Regions from separate parts of the Mus musculus genome. Here region 2 is linked to region 1. Evidence: chromatin loops called from intact Hi-C (ENCODE). Cell type or tissue: heart. All regions are shown on one strand. Each heading gives the region's core, and the rest is flanking DNA. Links, peaks and the distances in the headings are about the cores only. Region 1 overlaps 8430437L04Rik (RIKEN cDNA 8430437L04 gene). Region 2 has its middle 50 kb from the start of Gm39849.

What was found. Peaks named below come from ENCODE experiments on the same cell type or tissue, not always from the same donor. Only the 100,000 strongest peaks of a DNase experiment are listed, where the experiment ranks them.
Region 2: it touches region 1 in a loop (2.1-fold over the local background); 2 of 42 quality-filtered maps call a loop at or near these places.

What each region holds. Positions count from the first base shown.
Region 1 is chr2:72,727,362-72,730,281 of GRCm38, forward strand. It overlaps 8430437L04Rik (RIKEN cDNA 8430437L04 gene), which reads left to right. Exons shown (of 7, transcript NR_040503.1): 7 at 1,491-2,107. Among named protein-coding and RNA genes, the nearest start is that of Gm30257, 5.0 kb to the right of the region's middle. In heart, for the core only: a CTCF peak has its summit at 1,516; a DNase peak (open chromatin) is centred at 1,580.
Region 2 is chr2:72,910,080-72,912,999 of GRCm38, forward strand. No RefSeq gene overlaps it. Among named protein-coding and RNA genes, the nearest start is that of Gm39849, 50 kb to the left of the region's middle. In heart, for the core only: no CTCF peak of the experiment used is centred there; a DNase peak (open chromatin) is centred at 1,622.

The DNA of each region.
Region 1 (2,920 bases), core at 160-2,659:
AAAGAAAGTCGTACATTTACACCAGAGAAGCTGGCAATTAGCACCTTAATCAAAAGCTCGAGGTTAACATCCGCAGTAATGGACACAGGAGGTTATGTGCCTCCTGTTTTAACTTGCTGCACTTTCTGCTGTTTTCTTGCTAAAATTTTATAGCTTGAATCTAATCACAAGGAAACTCTAGACAACCCCAAAGGAAGGGACATAATATTAAGTTGCCTGTAGTCTTAAAAAAACATGTAACATTGTTATGAATGAACAGTGACTGTTTCAGATTAAGACAGACTAGCAAGACACGGCAGTGAATGTTGTAAGTGCTCCAAAAATAATATCCTTCTCCTCCTCCTCCTCCTCCTCCTCCTCCTCCTCCTCCTCCTCCTCCTCCTCCTCCTCCTCCTTCTCCTCCTCCCCCTCCTTCTTCCTCCTTCTTCTCCTTCTTCTTCTTCCTGCTAAAAAAGCATTGCTGAGATCAAATGGCAAACCCTAAGCAAGCTAATAGATGAAATAATAGCATTTTATCAATTCAAATTTCCCAACTTTGATGGGAAATTATGCTGTGGCTTTGTAGGAGAATGTTCTATTCAGGAAACACACTGAAGCATTTAGGAGCAAAGGAATATTGACTTTTTAATTTATTTTCAGTCCATTTAGAAAAAAGTTGTACATACACAGAGAAATTATAAGTATGTATGTATGTGTGTATGTATGTATTTATACAGAAAGAGAATATACGAAAGCAAATGTACAACTTTTAATATTTGGGAGGTCTGGACAAGGTGGATATGTATATATCCTTAGTATAATTCTTTTAATTTTTCTGTAATATAAAATTGTGTGAAATAATCTTTTATATATCTGAAAAGAAGAAGGTATCAGCATAAAAATTCAGAGCCTCTGCACCTGGGATTCCTTCTGGCCAAGTGATCAAAAATCTAATTCAAATTGGCCAGGCAAAATACACACACACACAAAAATATTATTGGTCCATGTTCTCTGAGGGTAGAGATGACCTAAGACATAGCTGAGTCTAGCTCAGTGCCATTGTGTCTTGGTTCTTTTCCTCTTATCCCATCCCCCACTGGGTTGGCTTTATTCTCTGTGCCTATCTGGAGGTGCCTGGAAGTTCTAGGCTTAGTATTCTGGGTTTAGATCTAGTTGGAAACACAAAGACCCCTCTTCCTAGTGCAGCAGATGTCTTCCTTCTGTGGTACGTTCCATCAGCTTCCATACACCTGCCTCCTGATACATTTGATGCTCAGCACTTCTGGTTTAGCTAAGCTGAATGAAAAGCTCCCCTCTGGAGCCAAAGTCAGCCGGATACTCACATAGGTAGAAGTGACTCACGTATGGAAACTAGAGGTACCCACACCAGATTCTGGGAATACAAACACAAGACACCCATAGATTCTAAACTATTGAGAACAGTGTAACTTGTCCTTCTAAACTCATGGCTTAAAACAACTATCTTCTCTTTGTGCACAACTATGATTTAGGCAAGATTTAGCAGGAGCAGTTCACCATTGCTCCACATGGTGGCAGCTGAGTGGCTTGATCACAAGGACTCCTGGGTTCATTTCCAAGATGGCTGCTTCCCAGGAACGACAAATGGATGCTGAACTATCAGCTGAGGATTCTTCTCCACGGGTATCTCTTGGGCTCCCTCAAAGAGACAAAACAGGATTCCAAGAGACAGAAAGGGATGATGTCACACATCTGAGATGTAAGGGGTTAAATCCCATATTCTGAGGAGGAAAGCCCCAAAAAGACTCAAAGGGGCAATGAAATGACTTTGCCTCTCCAGGCAGAATGACAAAGAATGTCCATCTGTCTTTAATCCATTCTCTCTTTTCTATTGTTCATTTCTCTCTTGTTCTATTGTTTTTAACAAAGCTTGAGTCCAGATGTGTATTTCTTTACCAGAAGTGGTGGCAAGACAGGTGCAAACCTGTGAAAATGGCATTTAGTGCTAGGAAGTGGTTCAGAGATGATGTCTTCTGTAGGGACAGAAGTTATTCAGTTATGGTGCAACCATATGAAAATTTTATGACACAAATTTTCCAGTAGAAGCTAAAAATTTGGCATTTTGAATTAAACCTAAGTTATTGGCTCATCTTTTAAAATAACTTTTCTTCATTTGTTTATTTTATATGTGGTAGGAAGTCAAATGTTACAGAGTGTGTGTGGAGGTCTCAGGCCATCACCTGACAGCCAGCTCACTCCTTCCACTTTGTGGGACCCAGGAATTGGACTCAGGTCGTTAGGCTTGGCAGTAGGTGGCTTTACCTTCTGAGTCATCTTGCTGGAGCTGGCTAATCTTTTAAAAAACAATGTGAGACCAAGCAAAGCACCCTGAGGCAAACTCAGGTACTGGACCACCAACCTATGACTGGAGGTATTTGCTGTCACTACTTTAAAAAAGATTCATAAAATCATTGTAATTTCCTAAGATAATATCTCAGAAGACGATTAGGTTAAGAAACCCACGAGGTATGAGAGCATGGATTAATTCTTATTTTAGGGATAGTCCCAGCATTGCCTGTAGATTAAAAGTAGCCTTCAAACAAAACCATGAACTACAGCAATTGTGTCGAAGTGTTAAACTGGCGAGTGATTTATTGCAAGGCAACAGATAACTGGACCACAATCTTGACATGACTCTTTGAGAATCAAACTTCTCATCCCATGAAATTATATCTGCTATTAGCACTATTTCCAGTTCACTGTCTCTGTTATTCACATTGCTATGATGATCTGAGGATCATTTTCTAAACAATGGTATGTCTGAAATTTAGAAAGATTTTTTTTTCTAGCCCCAATTTTCTATTGTAACAATGAAAACATTATAATAGCTATAAGAAATCAGCATAAGAATTACCCAAAGTGTTACTCTCTTGTTTCTCTTCTTTCAGTAGCATGGCCTTCC
Region 2 (2,920 bases), core at 266-2,765, 180 kb after region 1:
TGATGTGTGTATGTGTGTGTGTGTGTGTGTGTGTGTTTGTTTGTGTGTTACCTGTTCATGTGTGTTCATGTGGAGGGGGGGTGAGTGTGTACATGGATGTTGGAGATTGATATCAGGTCATATGATATGAGGTACACCCCCTCATTATTATTTATAAATTTATTCAATTATGCATTCATTTTGGAGAGGGATTGTTTTAGTTAGTATCTCTGTTGCTATGATAAAACACTGACCAAAACCAACTTGGGGTGTGGATATTTTATTTCATCTTACAGTCTGTTGTGAAGGGAAGCCAGTGCAGGAATTCAAGCAGGAACTTCGAAGCAGGATCTGAAGCACAAAAGCTGGATGGAAGCTGCTTGCTTTTCCTGGACTTGCTCAGTTGCCTTTCCTAAACAACCCTGGCCCACCTGCCTAGGGAGGGCATGGCCCATAGCACTGGACCCTCACACATCAGTTAGCAATCAAGGAAAGGGCTCATAGGCATGGCCACTGGCCAGTCAGAGGTAGGCAGTTCTTCAGTTGAAGTTCTCACTTCCCCGGTGACTCCAGATGAGCCAAGCTGACAAAAACTCACCTGTACAGTTGTATGAATGTGTGAGTGTACATGCCACCACACGTATGTGAAGGGTAGAGGACTGTGGGAGTCGGTAATCTATCATCACGTGGGTGCTAAGGATGGGACTGAGGTTGGCAGTAAGTGCTGGACATCTGGTCAACCTTCCACTTTATTTTAGGAGGTAGGGTCTCTCCTGAACCTGGAGATAGCCAGTTCAGCTAGACTGTCTGACCAGCAAACTGGAAATCCTCCTACTTCCGACTCCCCAGCACAGGTGTGTACCACCACCACGCCTAGCGTTTACATGGGTGCTACTCATGCTTTGGAAGTAGGCAACTCATCACACAAGTCATTTCCCCAACCCCTGATATTTTGGGGTTTTTTGTTTCGTTTTGTTTTGTTTTGGGGGCTTGTTTTTTAATACATTCAAAGGCTCCTTATCTCTCATCACCTTTGGAATAGTTATAATAAGAATTATCTTAGAAAAACATTGTATGTTGTAGGAGCCACAAGTTTGGACATAATTCTCCAATGGGAACATGCTGTGGCTTTCTACAGTAAGTAGACAAGCCCCACCCTTAATCACACCAGGGCTTGCAATCCTGAACCCCCACTTCAAATGCTTGTGGGAAACCAGCTATTTACTGAAGCCAACAGTGACTTTTGGAGGGAAAATGTCCACCTTGTAATGGGAATGCTCACACACTACACATCCGGATCAGAATCTGAAATGTCTGCTTATCAGATTTTAGATAATGTCTGCTTATCAGATATGAGAACTTATCAAACAAACCCAAAATGCAAGTCTCATAGAGGAACATCACCCACCAGAGATAAGAGCAATGGTCTTATCTCGGGAGACAGAGAGCCCACCACAGACATGGTCAGTGGGTCTTATGACACTCCCTCAAAACTGACCTCCACAGCTGGAGCTGCAGACAGCTGCTGGGTGACAATCTTCCTTCATTTGCTGAATATGAGTCCGAGAAGGAATTCATTGTGTAATGACACACGTCTCATTTCTTTTGGATGCCAAGTGTTCAAAGTATAAAAATATGCAACAGGCCACTCACAAGCTAGGCAGCAATCCAGTCATTAGCTCACACTGTGTCGGTGACCTCACGCTTCAGCCGGGGCTGTGCAGTTTATAACTACTTCACCATGGAGCTTTAAATAAGTAGCCATTCCCCTCCACGGCTCATCTTCTTTCGCTGAGCCTAGAGTGCTCGATTGCTCAAGCTGACGGGGACTTTCAGGATTTGGATCATCCCATCAAGTTGAAGAGAAAAACAAGTTGGAGACAGGGCCGTTTTCATCTGTGCAGGTGACAAGTAATGGAACTGAGACACCAGGGGGTGATTTCCAGAAAGCCAACACTAGGCAAACACGTGCCCATTGCACCATCACTGCCTCCATCTCCTAAGGAGGAAAGGAAGCTCTTCTCTGCTTTATATTTTTCCCCCTCTGAATTTTAAGGGAAAGAAGAAAATGATAAAACCAGGAGGTTTCAGATCCCAGGAGACATTTCCGTTTAAGCTGGACTGAGCACTACCCCCGAATCACAGGCAACAATTTCACCCTGGCGGGGAAAGGACTAAGTGACTTAATGGATATTTTCCATCTCTAATTTCCATGATTAAAAGAAAGAGGTTGAGAGGGGTACATGTGGAGCCTATTGTGAGTTTGCCAATGAATCCTAATTTAGATCAAAGAGAGTCCATGAGACACCGAACCATAAACACCCTAGTGTGCGTTACTTCAAGGAAGTTGTTAGTGTGTTCCCGATGGCTATTATGTGATATAGTTGCGCTCCATAGCCTGCACCCTTTAATTACTAATACAGAAGAAAATCCCATATAAGAGCAAGGAATGTAAATGAGACCTCTGCTCTTTTGAACCTTTTATGCATTTGCCAAATTAGAGTTTGCCGTGGACTTTGGTTTTCCCTGATCGCTGTTGGTAGTGATCATTTGGCTCGTGGGATTAAATCTGACTTTCTAAAAACTATTTCCGATCAGCGAGCAGATTTTAGACCTTTATGTGTGCTTTGCGCTGAGACGTGGATCATCAGAACCAGATTGGAAACAACTTTGATGTTTTCAAAGGTAAGGAAGAAATCCTCCTCTTTCTCATCTTTCCTCATTGCTCTAGTGCAGGTTGCTGGCTGCCTCAGAAAGAGAAGCCGGCCGAGTCCAGGGGCAAACATGATGACACCATGCTCATTCATGCTCATGACTTCCGGGCAGAAAGCTAGGCATGTGAGTCTGGATCAATACATATGACCGCACTGTACTAGAAGGTTTTCAAGCAGTGTTTCAAAAAGAGAACAGCCACACCTGTCATCTTGAACTTTGGAGTGTA